2 separate regions of the Mus musculus genome follow, and region 2 is linked to region 1. A link is a loop called in an ENCODE intact Hi-C map of the cell type or tissue named here. Cell type or tissue: left cerebral cortex. All regions are shown on one strand. Links, peaks and the distances in the headings refer to the core of each region. The heading gives the core; the rest is flanking DNA.

Evidence for each region. A loop is a pair of places that touch in the nucleus more often than their neighbours do. Peaks named below come from ENCODE experiments on the same cell type or tissue, not always from the same donor. Only the 100,000 strongest peaks of a DNase experiment are listed, where the experiment ranks them.
Region 2: it touches region 1 in a loop (3-fold over the local background); 3 of 42 quality-filtered maps call a loop at or near these places.

What each region holds. Positions count from the first base shown.
Region 1 is chr6:82,604,935-82,612,801 of GRCm38, forward strand. No RefSeq gene overlaps it. Among named protein-coding and RNA genes, the nearest start is that of Pole4, 44 kb to the right of the region's middle. In left cerebral cortex, for the core only: no CTCF peak of the experiment used is centred there; a DNase peak (open chromatin) is centred at 4,590.
Region 2 is chr6:82,289,770-82,297,636 of GRCm38, forward strand. No RefSeq gene overlaps it. Among named protein-coding and RNA genes, the nearest start is that of Tacr1, 110 kb to the right of the region's middle. In left cerebral cortex, for the core only: a CTCF peak has its summit at 3,937; a DNase peak (open chromatin) is centred at 4,015.

The sequences.
Region 1 (7,867 bases), core at 1,727-6,726:
TGTCTAGTCCCCGGCTGGTGTGCACTGCAGTGGGGGTTGGGCAGAGAAAGCTAATCAGCTGAGAAGAAGCAGTTAGCACTTAATTCCATAATTTGCTTTGAGCCGCTCAAGTCAGCCATAACATAATCACCCCCTCCACCTGGCCAACAGCAACAACAGCCCAGACTGCTCAGATGTCCAGGGCTGCCTTTCTGGACGTAGTGTGGCAGCACATCAGAAAAATAAATACATGAATAAGTAACTCGAAGATTATCTGCTTTCTATTTAAAGGCTATCCCAGGTTGTAGAGAGAACATGCCTGTCAACTGATGGATTTGCTCATGAGATTCTTCTACTATGTTCTAGATATTGATACTTTATCAGTTCAAGTGCATTGGCTGCAAGAAAAAACAAAAAACAAACAAACAAACAAACAAACAAAAAACCAGAGTGTGACTGGATAGGTGGCTTAGGATGTGAAAGCTTTTACTGCTCTGGCAAAGGACCCGAGTGTGGTTCCCAACATGCAGAGCATGAGCCAGCTTACAACTGCCTGTAACTCCAACTTGTAGGATCTGAAGCTTTCTGGCTGACTCAGTGCACACATATGCACTCATACATACATGTACGTGTGTGTGCATGAACACACACACACAAGTAAAAATAAAATTAAAGCAGGTGTAGTGGCACATGCCTTTCATCCTCATGCCTCAGGAAGCAGAGGCAGATGAATCCCTGTGAGTTCAAAGCCAGCCTAGTCTACCACAGGACAGCCAAGGCTACTCAGAAAAACTCTGTCTCAAAATAAACAAATAAATAAATCTTAAAATATAAACAGTTTTTTAAAAAATTCTATGACTAATGGTGGCTTAACAAATGAGGCAATCGTCTCACAGAACTAGAATGTTTGCTGGGAGTTCAGAACTGGTTTGCAGCTCAACAACTCGAGTGGAATCACAGGATCTTCCCTCCGCTCCCTGTTGGCTGTCCTCCTGGATTCAAGATGGCTTCCACAGCTCCAAGTCTCAGAACTTTACATGACAGCCTTCTGTGGAAGAGGGAAAGGATCAACGCCCAGCACTACATAAAGCCAGCACACCGACATGTGCTGTATTACGACGTGTAGGAAGTGGGAAACAGAAGGATCACAAATGGAAGGCCATGCAGCAGGTTAGAAGTCAGCCAAAACTCCATGGGACCCTGTCTCTAAAAACAACAACAATAATAAAAATTTCGGGGCCTGGGGATATAGCTAAGAGGTAGAATGTATGCTTAGCCCACAAAAGGCCTTAGTACCATCTACAGCACATAATTGATTAAATAGTTAATTAGCTGTAAAGTTAAAGCATAGGCCTTATTAGCTACTTAAAATATAAACCAGTTTGCTAATTCCCAATGCCAAGAGCCTGGAAGGATTTGTTTGTTTGTTTGTTTGTTTGTTTGTTTTGTAACAGGGTTCCTGGGATTCTGCAGAAGCTGGGCCCAGTCTAGGTGGCTACTACCCATCACAGTTCCAGATGAACTGCATTCAGTCGACTGAGCACGCTCTGTCTTAGAATCCCATGCACTTACATACAGTTTTCCATCTTCAGAGATGTCCTTCCAGCCACTGTACCCTAAAACCACCTGGACATCTCTTGCTAATTGTCATCCCCCACCCACTGAGGGTTGGTGTTCCCCAAGTGCCAGCAGAAACAATCACCATCTTGTATTAATTTCAAATGTCTGTCTTCTTGACCAGACTATGAGCATCATTCAGAGAAGACTCTGGTTAATTCTTCATGATATCCTTAGTAGCCAACACAGTTGGGTACTCTGTAGTGCTTACTGGGAACATAGCCATCATGGGGATGGAGAGATGGCTCAGTCATGAGCTGTTTAAAATGAGAACCTGAGTGTGATCCCAGCATCCATTAAAAAAAAAAAAAAGGCATGATATCATGTGCTTATAAACCTAGCATTGGGAAGCAGGAGACAAGCAGACCCCTAGGGCTTACTGGCCAGTCTGGCCAAATTAATAAAACCTAGCTCCCAGTGAGGAACTCTGTCTCAAAAGAATTACGGTGGAGGGGCTGGAGAACGGCTGGGCAGTTAAAGAGTGCTTGCCGTACAATCCTGAGGACCTGAGTTCAGATCTCAGCACACTTTGTCCCACAAATGCCTGTAACCTCAGCCCTGAGGGGTCTAACACCCTCCTCTGTCCACACATGCTTAAGCATGCTCACTTGCACATACACATGCATACACTCACACAAACACATATAGAGACATGTGTGTACCCACAAGCCTGTGGGTAGATAAATAGAATAGAATAGAATAGAATAGAATAGAATAGAATAGAATAGAATAGAATAGAATAGAATAGAATAGAATAGAATGCTTTAAGGTGGAGAGTTTGTTATTAAGGAAGACATTCAGTGCTGGTCTATGACCCCCATCCTCACAGGTGCATGAAGGCAGAAGAAAGATTTATAAAAGGAGCCCGCCTGTCTTGTGAAAACACCTCCTTGGACTCTTGGTCTTTGCTTTAACTGGTGAGAAGATGGGCCTGGGATACAGTAGGAAAGGATGTACTTCTTGTTCACAGGACATCCTGGTTCCTTCCTTCAAAGGCAATGCAATATTGTGAGGTACCATCATGTCCCAGTTGTCCAAATGAGGGTATTTATATCCATGTCACAGAGTTATTGAGAGAATAGAAAGAAATGGCACCTGTGTAGAATTTGATTGTGTCTAACAGGCAAGTCCAAGCTGCACCCCATAGAGCTCCTGCACCCCATAGAGCTCCTGCACCCCATAGAGCTCCTGCACCCCATAGAGCTCCTACATCCCAGGGTAGATGGCAACATCATAGAATAATGTCAAGCGCTGGATGCCCTTGATGAACACACGGTAAGCATTCAATAGACGTTAGCCGTTTATATCAGCACCCTGGATCTGTGAGCAAAAGGGAAGGGGGTGTCATAATTAGTTTGTTGAAGATGTCATTCAGGTTGGAGAAGTTTCCTTCTATTTCTGGCTCTTTCTTATTCTGTTAATGTGATTGTTTCATTGATTTTTCTTTCTTTTGTTATGCTTTGATTTTGTATTTAATTTTTATTTATTATTTGTGTGCATATATGCATGCATGTGTAGGAGCATAGGCAGACCTGCCACATGCACTCACATGTATGAGCTCGCTCTCTCATTCTCTCTCTCTCTCTCTCTCTCTCTCTCTCTCTCTCTTTCTCACACACACACACACACACATACAACCAATCAATCAATAAGCAAAAAAAAAAAAAAAAACAAATAGAGAGATAATTATTTTTTGAGGGCAGTGGGTAAGTGCACTCTCACACATCCTAAAGATTATGGACCCTGCTTAGTGCCACAGTGCCAGGCTGATATCCAGCACCCTTCTATAAACCATCTACTTGGTGTTGGCCATAAATAAAGCACAAGGCATGTCCTCAGAGATTACTCTTTCTGAAAAGTTCTAATCTAGGCAAAGGAAAGGGCTCCTTGAAACTTATTTGCTGTTACTCATGGTCGCTGCCTCACGTTTATTAGTTTCATAGGAAACATTTGAGAAAGTTTTATTAAAAAAAAAAAAGGAAGCACTTATGTGCATCTCCTACCGATGCTCAGCCTACCATGCACCAGGCCACCTGAGAGACTTCTCCAAAAGAAATTCCCATGGCTGGGGTAGGAAAGCCTCTGCCCTGCTAGTACAGGCCTGAGTCAGATCCCCAGAACCCGTGAGAAAAAAAGCCAAGTGTGGTGAGATGGGCTTGACATCTCAGCACTGGGAAGAGGAAAGAGGGAGCTCTGGGCCTTAGTAGTCAGTCAGCCTAGCCAGTGACAGCCGCTGTCTCAGAATAATAAATTAGTAAAAATAAGGTTGACATCATCCCTCTGGCCTCCAAATACACACTCATGCACATAAGCACACAAGCAAGTAAATGAATATGTGTGTGTATGTGTGTGTGTGTGTGTGTGTGTGTGTGTGTTACTTGCATGTGTCTATGTACAAGCTTATACCGAGTACCAGAAGGGGGCACCAGATCCCCTGAGACTGTAGTTGTAGGTGGTTGTGAGGAATGAAAACTGAGCCTGGGTCCTCAGAAAGAGCATCCAGAGCTTTCAATCCCTAAGCCATCCCTCCTGCTGCTGCAGCTGCAGCTCCTGCTGCTGCTGGTCTTTACCCACCAACCCAGTGAGCACTCAGGAAAAGAGAAAGAATGAAAGACGGCTGCGAGCAACTTGGCCATTTAGATTTTACAAGCATCAGGAAAGTAAACCTTATTGTCGATTCTCTTCTCAATAAGGCTGGGGTTGGCTGAGGACCAGTCAGTAAGGGATCTCCCCCTGTGGGTTTGCATCTTCGAAGCAAAGGATGAACAGAAACTGGAGCAGCAACGCAGAGTGCCTTCAGGTGGGGATGTGCCTGAATAGATGCTCCTCTGCCACCGTCACTGTGCACAGGTTTAATTTAACCAATTTTTTTTTTTTACAGTCACTCAGTGTGGCAGAACTGTACAGGGATAAAGGAATGTTTACCATCCAATGCCCAACCCACAGCAGTCCTGTTTTCCTCGTGTAGAATCAAGACTGAGCATTGGCAGCCCCGCTGTCTCATCAGGCAGTGCAGGGCTCTTCAAGTTGCCATGGCAACAAAATACTCTCATCCCCATTTTTTTCTCTTACAAACTATTCAAAAGAATGAAATGTCATGCCACTAGGCTCTCTCCCACTTTTCAACTTGAATTACTTTGGAAACTGTGTATTGTGAGGAGCAGGCTGGAGGTTCCTGGGGTTGAACACGCTTTTGTGGGTAACCCTTGGCAGCAATCTAACTCTCCTATGCTGAGCAATGCCCACCTCGGGAGCTCAGCTCAGGGAGAAGTTGACTTGAGCACACTAGGTCCTCCACTCACTATGACTTTAGGTGCTTCTGCGTTTTCTTAATGAGAGAAAAAGGACTATGGTTTCCATAACAAATTTATTCTAGCCCTGTACCGTATCACTTTGCTCAAGAAAAGCTCTCAAAGGAAACCAAAGCACTAATTACAAAGCAAAGGTGAAAGGGCTTCTTGGTAGTGTGGAGTCACTTCGGCCTAGTCACATGCTTGTGGCTCGGAATAAACACAGCCAAAATTAAAAAAAAAAAAAAAATACTGATTACCACACAGGCAGATACTGTAAGGAAAGGGGTGGGGGAATAGAGTCAATTCTCTTTCAGTTTAAGAAATATCACATGAAACTCAAGAAAAAGGAAGACTATAGTGTGGATACTTCTATCCATCTTAGAAGGGGGAACAAAACACCATGGAAGGAGTTACAGAGACACAGTGTGGAGTAGAGACTGAAGAAATGACCATCCAGAGACTGCCCCACCTGGGAATCCATCCCATTTACAATCACCAAACCCAGACACTTTTGTGGATGCCAACAAGTGCTTGCTGACAGGAACCTGATATAGCAGCTTTCTCCTGAGAGGTTCTGCCAGTGCCTGGCAAATACAGAAGTGGATGCTCTCAGTCATCCATTGGACTGAGCATAGGGTCCCCAGTGAAGGAGCTAGAGAAAGGTCCTAAGGAACAGAAGGGGTTTTCAGCCCCAAAGGAGGAACAACAATATGAACTAACCAGTACCCCCAGAGCTACCAGGGACTAAACCACCAGCCAAAGAGCACACATGGTGGGACTCATGGCTCCAGCTGCATATGCAGCAAAGGATGGCCTAGTCGGACATCATGGGTAGAGAGGCCCTTTGTCCTATGAAGGCTCTATGCCCCAGTATCAGGGAATGCCAGGGCCAAAAAGCAGGAGTGGGTGGGTTGGGGAGCAGGGGGAGGGGGAGGGGAGAGGAGATTTTTCGAAGGAGAAACTAGGAAAGGGGATAACATTTGAAATGTAAATAAAGAAAATATCCAAAAAAAAAAAAAAAAAAAGGAAAGGAAAGGAAAGGAAAACTTCAAAGTTTTGTCATTTAGCCTCTGCATCAACCCCACTCTGAGCAAGCCTCAGGGGACATCACAGAAGGAGGAGGCAGACAGAATGTAAGAAATAGGGGGTGGGGAGGAGGAGCCTCCGGACCTGACAGGGAGATGTGGTTACACAAGACCTGTACGAGATCAAACCAGCTTAAAATGCCAAACACTACGGGCACCAGGTGGGGGGAAGGGTTAATACCCTCACCGCCGCTACCCTGCCTTTGCCCCTGAATCAGTCGGGATTGCTAGACCCAGGGTCATGAGAGCTTGGCCCCTTACCAGCTGCAGCACTTGGGAGAGCAGGCTCTGCACCTCACCTAGGCAGCGCAGTAGAGCTGGCCCAATGGAGAGAGCACTGGTAAGCTAGCCCTGAGGGTGTGAGCATGGGAGGGCTGCACCCACCACTCATGCTATGAGGCAGAGTAGGCGCCAGGGTGATGCCCTCCCCTTCCTGGCACCACACCACCTGCAGTAATCCGGAAAGCTGGCCCTGCCCCTCACTGGGGCAACATAGTGGAGCTGATCCTGACGGCAAAGCCACGGGTAAGCCATCCCTGAGGCTGTGCAATTGGGACAGCTGGCCCTGCCTCCTGCCAATGGCGACATTGGGTGGCCTAACCAGAGCAGGGCTGGAAAGCTGGCCCTGATGATGCAGATAAGGGAGCGACAGCAAGCTGAGCAGTTTCAGCTACCATCCACGCCCTGTTCCAGTGATTTGAGTGACACCCCCCCCCCAAACACACACACACACACCAAAATCTACATTATTTGTGAGCTGTTGTAGTGGTGAAAGGACGAGTCCTGCCGATCCAAAGCTGCAGGATCTCCATGATGGGGCAGCAACAGGATAACTAGGAGGAGTCCCTGTGAGGATCCAATATTGGTGGTGTGACCTCAAACCAGACCAATGATTCATTGCAATGAACATTTGCAAGCGAAGATGTGTGGACAGAGAGGAATACTGTGGGACACACTACAGCATACAACAGCTTCCATGATGAGATGTTTTCTATGCTTTGTTTTGTTTTGTTTATTTTGTTTGTTTATGTGTGTTTTATTTTCTTTGTTGGGGGGAAAGGTTGCAAGGGCAGAAGTTAGATACAAGGGGGTGGGGGAGATGAACAGGACTGGGCTGGGGTGCATGATGTGAAACTGACAAAGAACCAATTAAAAGTTAAAAACAACAACAACAAAAGGCCAGCCAGCATGGGGGGTGGGCATCCTGACCCCACCCCTAGCTAAGGAGTTATAAGTCGCTGATGACTGCTGGGAGGAGGGGGAGTCATTTTTCATTAGGAGCCTGTCCACACTGGTTTGTTTCCCGTAGCCCTTGGGTTGACATGCCTTCTGGATGTTCCTCAGACATGGCAAGACAACATGGAAACCTCGAGAAGGAAGTGCATTCAATCCAATGCACGTTTTAAGCAGCTGTGTTTACTCAGCCTGGAAGAAAAAAGAAAAGAGAAAAGAGACAGAAACGAAAAAGCGAGAAGAGGTGGGCATACAAGTAAAAGCTATGGCTGGTCTGCTTGAGGGACGATTTGATGGCTGCATATTCCATAGCATTTGTATAGACATTACTTCTTTGGTTGGGTTTTTTTCATTTATTTGCTGGTTGTCTTTTGAAGGAGAGTCTGGTATATTCCAGGCTGGTCTTGAACTCACTAAGGGGACCTGGAATTCCTGATCCTCTGGCCTCCACCTTCTAAGTGTATATTAATCATATACCACCTGCATCCAGCTATCTCTTTGTATTCATCAAGCAAATTTGCTATTTCATTAATATAATTGTTATCATCTATACTATTATTTCCATCTTATGGAGGCCAAAGTCAAGGCCATAAAAGTCCAGAATCTTGGTTAGGGTTACTATTGCTATAACCTTATAACCAAAACCCCATGACTGAAAGC
Region 2 (7,867 bases), core at 1,569-6,568, 320 kb before region 1:
CTCAGGATTGGCGGGAGCCATCTGGTTCCAGGACTCCGCAGAAAGTAGTCTGCACAGATGAGAGTGTGGACTACAGAAGCCCACAGCTTCTGGGACAGGCGAGAGCCACAGAGCTTCTGAGGCAGGGCCGTTTTTGGGCTCCAGACATCCAGCCACCTTCGTGGCCAGAGGACAGGTGTACGCCTGGCCTGGGAGGCCTTTGCCTCAGAATCCGCGGGAGCCATCTTGGTTCAGGGACTCCGCAGAAAGTAGTCTGTACAGGTGAGAGTGTGGACTACTGAAACAACAGCTTCTGTGAAAGGCCAAAGCGAAACAGCTTCTGGGAAAGGTCCTGTTTTGGGCAGTTCATCTTCGGCCAAGAGGAGGTCCAAATGCCAGATAACTGTGCACCTTCCCTGTAAGAGGAGAGCTTGCCTGCAGAGACTGCTCTGAACACTGAAACTCAGAGGATGGAGCTAGTCTCCAAGGTCTGCTGATAGAGGGTAACAGAAGAACCAGAGGAACAATCTCTAAACAGAGACAACTATAACAACTAACTCCAGAGATTACCAGATGACGAAAGGTAAACATAAGAATCTTACTAACAGAAACCAAGACCAGTCACCATCATCAGAACCCAGCACTCCCACTTCACCCAGTCCAGGGCACCCAGACACACCCGAAAAGCTAGACCCGGATTTAAAAGTATATCTCATGATGATGGTAGAGGACATCAAGAAGGACTTAAATAACTCACTTAAAGAAATACAGGCGAACACTGTTAAACAGATAGAAGACATAAAAGAGGAAACACAAAAATTCCTTAAAGAATTTCAGGAAAACACAACCAAACAGGTGATGGAATTGAATAAAACCATCCAAGACCTAAAAAGGGAAGTAGACACAATAAAGAAAATCCAAAGTGAGGCAACGCTGGAGATAGAAAACCTAGGAAAGAAATCTGGAACCATAGATGCGAGCATCAGCAACAGAATACAAGAGATGGAAGAGAGAATCTCAGGTGCAGACGATTCCATAAAGAACATCGGCACAACAATCAAAGAAAATGGAAAATGCAAAAAGATCCTAACTCAAAGCATCCAGGAAATCCAGGATACAATGAGAAGACCAAACCTACGGATAATAGGAGTGGATGAGAATGAAGACTTTCAACTCAGAGGACCGGCAAATATCTTCAACAAAATTATAGAAGAAAACTTCCCAAATCTAAAGAAAGAGATGCCCATGAACATACAAGAAGCCTACAGAACTCCAAATAGACTGGACCAGAAAAGAAATTCCTCCCGACACATAATAATCAGAACACCAAATGCACTAAATAAAGATAGAATACTAAAAGCAGTAAGGAAAAAAGGTCAAGTAAGATATAAAGGCAAGCCTATCAGAATTACACCAGATTTTTCACCAGAGACTATGAAAGCCAGAAGAGCTTTTGGAGCTGTGACGAAAGGATGGACCATCTAGTGATTGCCATATCCATGGATCCATCCCATAATTAGCTTCCAAACGCTGACACCATTGCATACACTAGCAAGATTTTGCTGAAAGGACCCAGATATGGCTGTATCTTGTGAGACTAGGCTGGGGCCTAGCAAACACAGAAGTGGATGCTCACAGTCAGCTATTGGATGGATCACAGGGCCCCCCATTTGAAGAGCTAGAGAAAGTACCCAAGGAGCTAAAGGGAACTGCAACCCTATAGGTGGAACAACAATATGAACTAACCAGTACCCTGGAGCTCTTGTCTTTAGCTGCATATATATCAAAAGATGGCCTAGTTGGCCATCACTGGAAAGAGAGGCCCATTGGACTTGCAAACTTTATATGCCCCATTACAGGGGAACGCCAGGGCCAAAAAGGGGGAGTGGGTGGGTAGGGGATTGTGGGTGGGGTGGGTATGGGGGACTTTTGGGATAGCATTGGAAATGTAAATGAGGAAAATACCTAATAAAAAATAAAAAAAATAAGCTAGTTGTGTACCTTTCATTTGTGGATCCAAAGATAGCTCCTGGGCAGATGTGTGTGTGCAGCAAAACCTCACTGCTACAGGCTCCCATCATTGTCTCCATCTAGGGCCTGGAGTTCGGGAAGGAGGTAAGAGACAGGGGTAGAAAAGTCCATATCAATGGAAAATGTTGCCAAGAACCCCAGTAAGACATGAGCAGAGATGTTTGAGCCAGATCTCAACTAAACCCCACCTCCACTCACCAGAGTTGTGCTCAGAAATGAAGGTACTTAGTTACAAATGCTGATGTGCACAGGGACATGGTGAGCTGGGGTGGTCACATGGCCTCAGCAGTGAGAATGTAGAAGTCAGGAAGTAGGGCCTGGTTACAAGGTTACAAGCCTTAAGGTGATCCACTGGGTCCCAACATTCCCTCAGAAACCTCTGTGTCTAGATGACACCAAGCCAGCATGTTCCCTCCAGTGTCAGAACAAGCAAGACACTTTCTCCCAGTCAAGTTTGGAAGAACAAGTTTGGAAATTTTACCTGGAGGCACCTCACCAATGGAGGCTTTCAATTCCTCTCTATTCTTCCAGATTGCAATTTACTTTTTTAAAGGAAGGATTAAGTTGGAAGCCTTGAACTCCAAGACTTCCTTGAGTCACTGGCCCTTGGCATGTTTCCTCTGAGTTTCCTACCTTCTCATATTTGTCTTTGGACTAAGCTATCTGGGTCTCATCCTTCAGTTATAGCCCGATAGCTAGTCAATGCTTCAGGCATATCTGAAGAGCATATGTTGAGGGTCAGGTTCTCTGAACAGTCCTTCCTTCTGGGTTTTCCTAGGGTATCACACCTAGGCTGATGGTCTTCTGTCCTACTTAGGGTTTATACTGCTGCAATGAAGCACCATGAGCAAAGCAACCTGGGGAGGAAAGGGTCTGTTTGGCTTATACTTCCATATCATTGTTCATTATTGAAGGAAATTAGGACAGGAACTCAAACAGGGCAGGAACCTGGAGGCAGAAGCTGATGCAGAGGCCATGGAGGAGTTCTACTTACTGGCTTGCTCCTCCTGGCTTGCTTAGCCTGCTTTCTTATAGGACCAAGGAGCACCAGCCTCAGGAGTGTACAATCTACAAAGGGCTGGGGCCTTCCTCCTCAGTTGTTAATTCAGAACATAGTTTACAGGTTTACCTATAAGCCCAATCTTGTGGAGGCATTTTCTCAATTAAGATTCCATTTTCTCAGCTGACTATAGCCTACACAGTTCATCTCCTAAAAGATGTATCTGTATTTTAATCCTTGCAACCAGTGAGTGTTATTTTATGTGGCCAGAAATGTGACTAAGCTAAGCATCTTCTGAAAATATTTATTTTTATCATGTTAAATTATGTATAGGTGTGTCTCTACATGTGGGTATATGTAGGTGATTGCAAGTACCCAAGAAGGCCAGAAGCATTGGATTTGGAGCTGAACCATCTAGAGATAGATGGCTGTGATTCTCCTACTATTAGTGCTGAGAACTGAACTTGGGTCCTCTGGAAGACCCAAGTTAAGCAAGTGCTCTTAACTGATGAGCCATCTCACGAACCCCTAACCTAAGCATCTTTAAAATTCTAATGCCTTTTACTTATTAATTTTATGTAGGAGGAAGTTTGTGTGGGTGAGTATAGAAGATAGTTTGCAGGAATCAGTTGTCATCTTCCATCATGTGGGTCCTGGGGATGGAACTTAGGTCATCAGACTTAGTGGCAAGTACCTTTACCTGCTGAGACACCTCACTGACCAAGTTAAGAATCTCAAGAGAAGTTTATCTTTATCATCTGGTTAAAAATAAATTCAATCACTTGCCACCTCATATGAGAGAGGTAGGGGAAGTTTGAGGACAACCATGTGAGAAGAAGCCACACAGGAGAGGAAGAGGCAATATGAAAAGCAGGACTAAGATGAGAGCTGGAAAGAGGGATGAGTGGATTTTTTTTCTAGAGCCTCTAGGGGGGAGCACAGCCCTGCTGATGCCTGGGAGTTCAGACTTCTAGACTACAGAAAGGGAAGTAGACACAATACAGAAAGCAAGAAAATGCATAGCTGATGTTTCAGTGTACCTGTTGATGGTTGTTTGTGACTGCAGCCAAAAGGAAACCAGTTCACCGTTGTGTGGCACAGCTCCTGAGTGAGGAGCTAATATTACAAGCTATAAGTAAGTATTTTGATACTGCTTCCCCATTCTGGAAACAGCACTTCTAATTATGGGGCACAGAATAGCACACCTAGTATGTGCAGTGTTGCTAGTAGGTCGTGTGCTACCATGGAAACTGCTGCATGCCACTTAGAACTTTGCTCCTCCTAGCACATGAGTAGGAAATCAAAGTGAGCATTGCATCAGGGCTCTATCCCAAAGGCTTGCTTCTGCTGCCTCAAAACACCCCCTAGGCTCTCTGCAAACTTTCCACCAATGGCCACAGTGGAAATTGTTTTAGTTGCTTTGTTCAGTGCGGTGACCAGAGGAAATGTAAAGAGGAGAGGTTCATCTGGGTTCATGATTCAGGGGCTGTACTCCTTCATGGTGGGGTGGTGGGGCAGAGATGACTTGCAAGGATGACTGAGGACATGCTCATGTCTCTGCAGACCAGGAGTCCTGGCTCTGCTGACTTCCACTTTCCCATCTTTGACCCAGTCCAGGACACAGTTCCACCCACATTCAATGTGGGTCTTCCCTTTTCAGTTAAATCGCTCTGGGAACATCCTCATAGACATTCCCAAGAGGCGTGTCTCCTAGGTGATTTCCAACCAGTTAGGCTGAAGGACCCCAGGGGCCACTATGTGACTTATTGAGTTCTCAGTCTCTGATTAGCAACAAAGAAATAAAACACACCATTCCATGATTTTCTTTCTATTCATGTGTTTCATGAAGTTAGTAAGGCTAATCATGCAGGATCAGCTTCCAAACTCTCTGGAAACATGGAAGAAAGACTTTCCCTCCCACGTGAAGTCAGATGTAGCCGTGTGACTTGCAGGTTCAGGAGAGGTGCTACTTTCAGAACAAGGAAATACGTTTTCCTGTATTTGCTTGTTTTATTTTTCTGGTTTGTCTTGCTGTATAGCCCAGGCTGTTTTTGAACTTGTGATCCTCCTGCCTCAGCTTCCCAAGTGCTTGGATTAGAGGCAGGTGACACCATGCCCTGAATTGTGCCTAATTTGTTGTTGTTTCTGATATGAAAACAAACAACATTCCATGATGAAGAGTGTACCTTCGAATACAGAATGGTCACAGAGGGTGGACACAAATAAAGCCTTGTCATTTTTTAGCTAGTACTGTTTGCTGGCTACTTACTATAGAAGCACAACAGCGCCTTCTTGTTCTTAGTAGGTTTAGAAGCATTCTAATCTTGTAGCACTCCGTACTAGGGGAAAGCAGCCACTCTGTGAATCTGCCTCTCAGTTCACCCCCTCCCTCTTCTGTATACCTATGGTTGACTCCCCCCCCCCAACACACACAAATACACAAGTAAGTAGTAGTTTTAAGTCAACCCAGTGTTCCAAAAGTACAAATTACTGGTCCTTTTTGTGTATTTGCTGTAGGGTGAGAAAAGGCTCTTGGCCTTGTTTTGTTTTTTCTTCACAGTACAGAGCCCCAGTTCAGTCAGTCACATCTTCTCTGACATGTTTTATTACTATCCAGGAGGCTGAAGTCTCATTAAGATGCCCAAAGTTACCATAAGTCTTACTCCAGCTCTGGAACTAGCTTCGTTGTTTTCCATCACAGTACCAAGCCGCATCAACGTCTTTGCCAAACATGCTGTTGTTCTCGCTTCTATGACCAAATACCTGACAAGCAACCTGAGCAAGTGTTAACAAATAAAGTGTTGTTTAACCCAGCCTAGAAATAGTGCTTCAAGTTTCCAGACTCGGGGTGGCACTTGGAAGAGGAAACAGTCTATCATGGCAGTGAAGGCATGACAGGTTTTGGGTCACATAGCATCTGCAACCAGAAAGCAGAGCATAGGCAGGAAGTGGACCTAAGCTATAGAACCACAAGGCTCACCCCCCCAGTGGTCTTCTTCTATCTGTAAGCTCCATGTCTTTCCACAACCTTCCAATACAGTGCTGGGGACCAGCTTACAAACACATGAGCCTATGGAGGACAATTCCCATCCAACCATTAACATGTGCTAGAAGAGAAGTCCCCATAGCAGTAAAGACCATCAGAAACTTAGAAGACCTTCTCTGTCACCAGTACCTCTTGGGATTCATTGGACCTGTGTGGAACTGGCTCTCAGCTCTATCATGACCAAAAGGGACTTATGGAAGGAATTTACTTTGACTCATATTCCAGAAAGATAAGGACCCATCGTGTCAGGAAGCATGGCAGCAAGCGGCTGACGGTGGAAGCTGCTGGAAGCACAGCCATCTTAACTGCAAGCTGAAGCAGAGGGAGGTAATTACAGATGGGGTAAAGTATTAAACTCTCAGTCTTTCCCCATGACACACTTCCTCCAGCAAGACCACACCTCTAAGCCTCCCCATACAGAACCACCAGCTGGGGATCCAGTGTTCAAAACCCCAACCTATGGGATATCCCTCAATCAAACCACCAGAGAGGTTTTCTCTATTCCTATCACTAAACAATAATTTGCTTTGGTTTGGGCAGTCTTTCTGACTTTTAGGTTTCTCTGCTACCAGGAAGTCATCTTGGGAGGACATAACAATTTCCCAGACTCACTAATGGCAGTTTTGAAAATGAGCAGGAATCGAGAAATCTATAGAAAAAGCACAAGGCTAGGCATTAATGGAGAAGTTAGGATGCAGCCCACGCCCCCCTCTTCATATTTCAGCATCTGATTTGCAGAGTATTTAGTTTCGATATTTAGCTGCCAGAGCCAGATCGGAGCATGTAGAGGGGGAAGAAATAACCCCGGAAGGGAAGATGCTTCAACTAGCTATGTAAAATAGCTGACTTCAAATTAGCTTCTGATTCAAATTAAGGTGCATTAATTTCTCCAGAGGCTGGTGGGGTGCTTTGTCTATATGGGGTGAGCTAAATGAAGCTGTTCTGTGATTCATCACCAAAGTGGCTGCCTATCACTATCATTCCTCATGGGGGCCAAGCCACCACCAGTAAGCTGATTACAGTACTTGTCCCACACAGGGTTGGAGCACGCTTGTTTTATTTCTATTTAGATTCTGAGTTGAGTCCAAGTCCAGTGGTGCTGTGATTGCTTGGGTCCTCACTGGGAGATCATTCCTCAGTAAGTTGGAACATGTCCAAGTTGTCCTGGCCATGCTGAGTCGAGATGGACATGAATGACATGGCCAATTAAGGACATCATCCATCAGTTAGTCAATTAATATGCACTAATTGGAGAACTATAGAACAGTGGGTTCCACATTACGGAGGATATAAATATGCATGAGACTGTACTCTGTCCTTAGACTACATGGGCAATACTATAGAGTCATTTTCAGTTATATTGACCCTTTCTTAGCCAGTAGTAACCATGGAAGGCACTCACGCAGACAGGCACTCCTTTCTCTGAATGGGCCCTGGAGTCATCTACTATGGCCAAGTTACTGGCACTAGCAGATGTATGGGAGATGTTAGCATGGAGACACATCCTCCCTTTCTGCCAATGTTTGTAGTTGGTGCATCCAACTGGCCCTCAGCTCATGTTCCCAGGGTTTGGTTTTATTTCGTTTATCTTCTTATTGTTACTGGATCTTGGCCCTGAACTCCAGCCTGATCAGCAAGAAGCCTGCAGTCTGTCTCTTCATCTTCACATTAATCAGGGTTTCTCAAATTCAGCACACAGGACATGTAGGGCTAGAGACATCCAGTGCGACATATACCCTCTCCACTGTAGGGTGTTCAGCATCATCCTTTGTCCACTAGATAACATCAGTAGCTCATTAGCCCCATCTTGA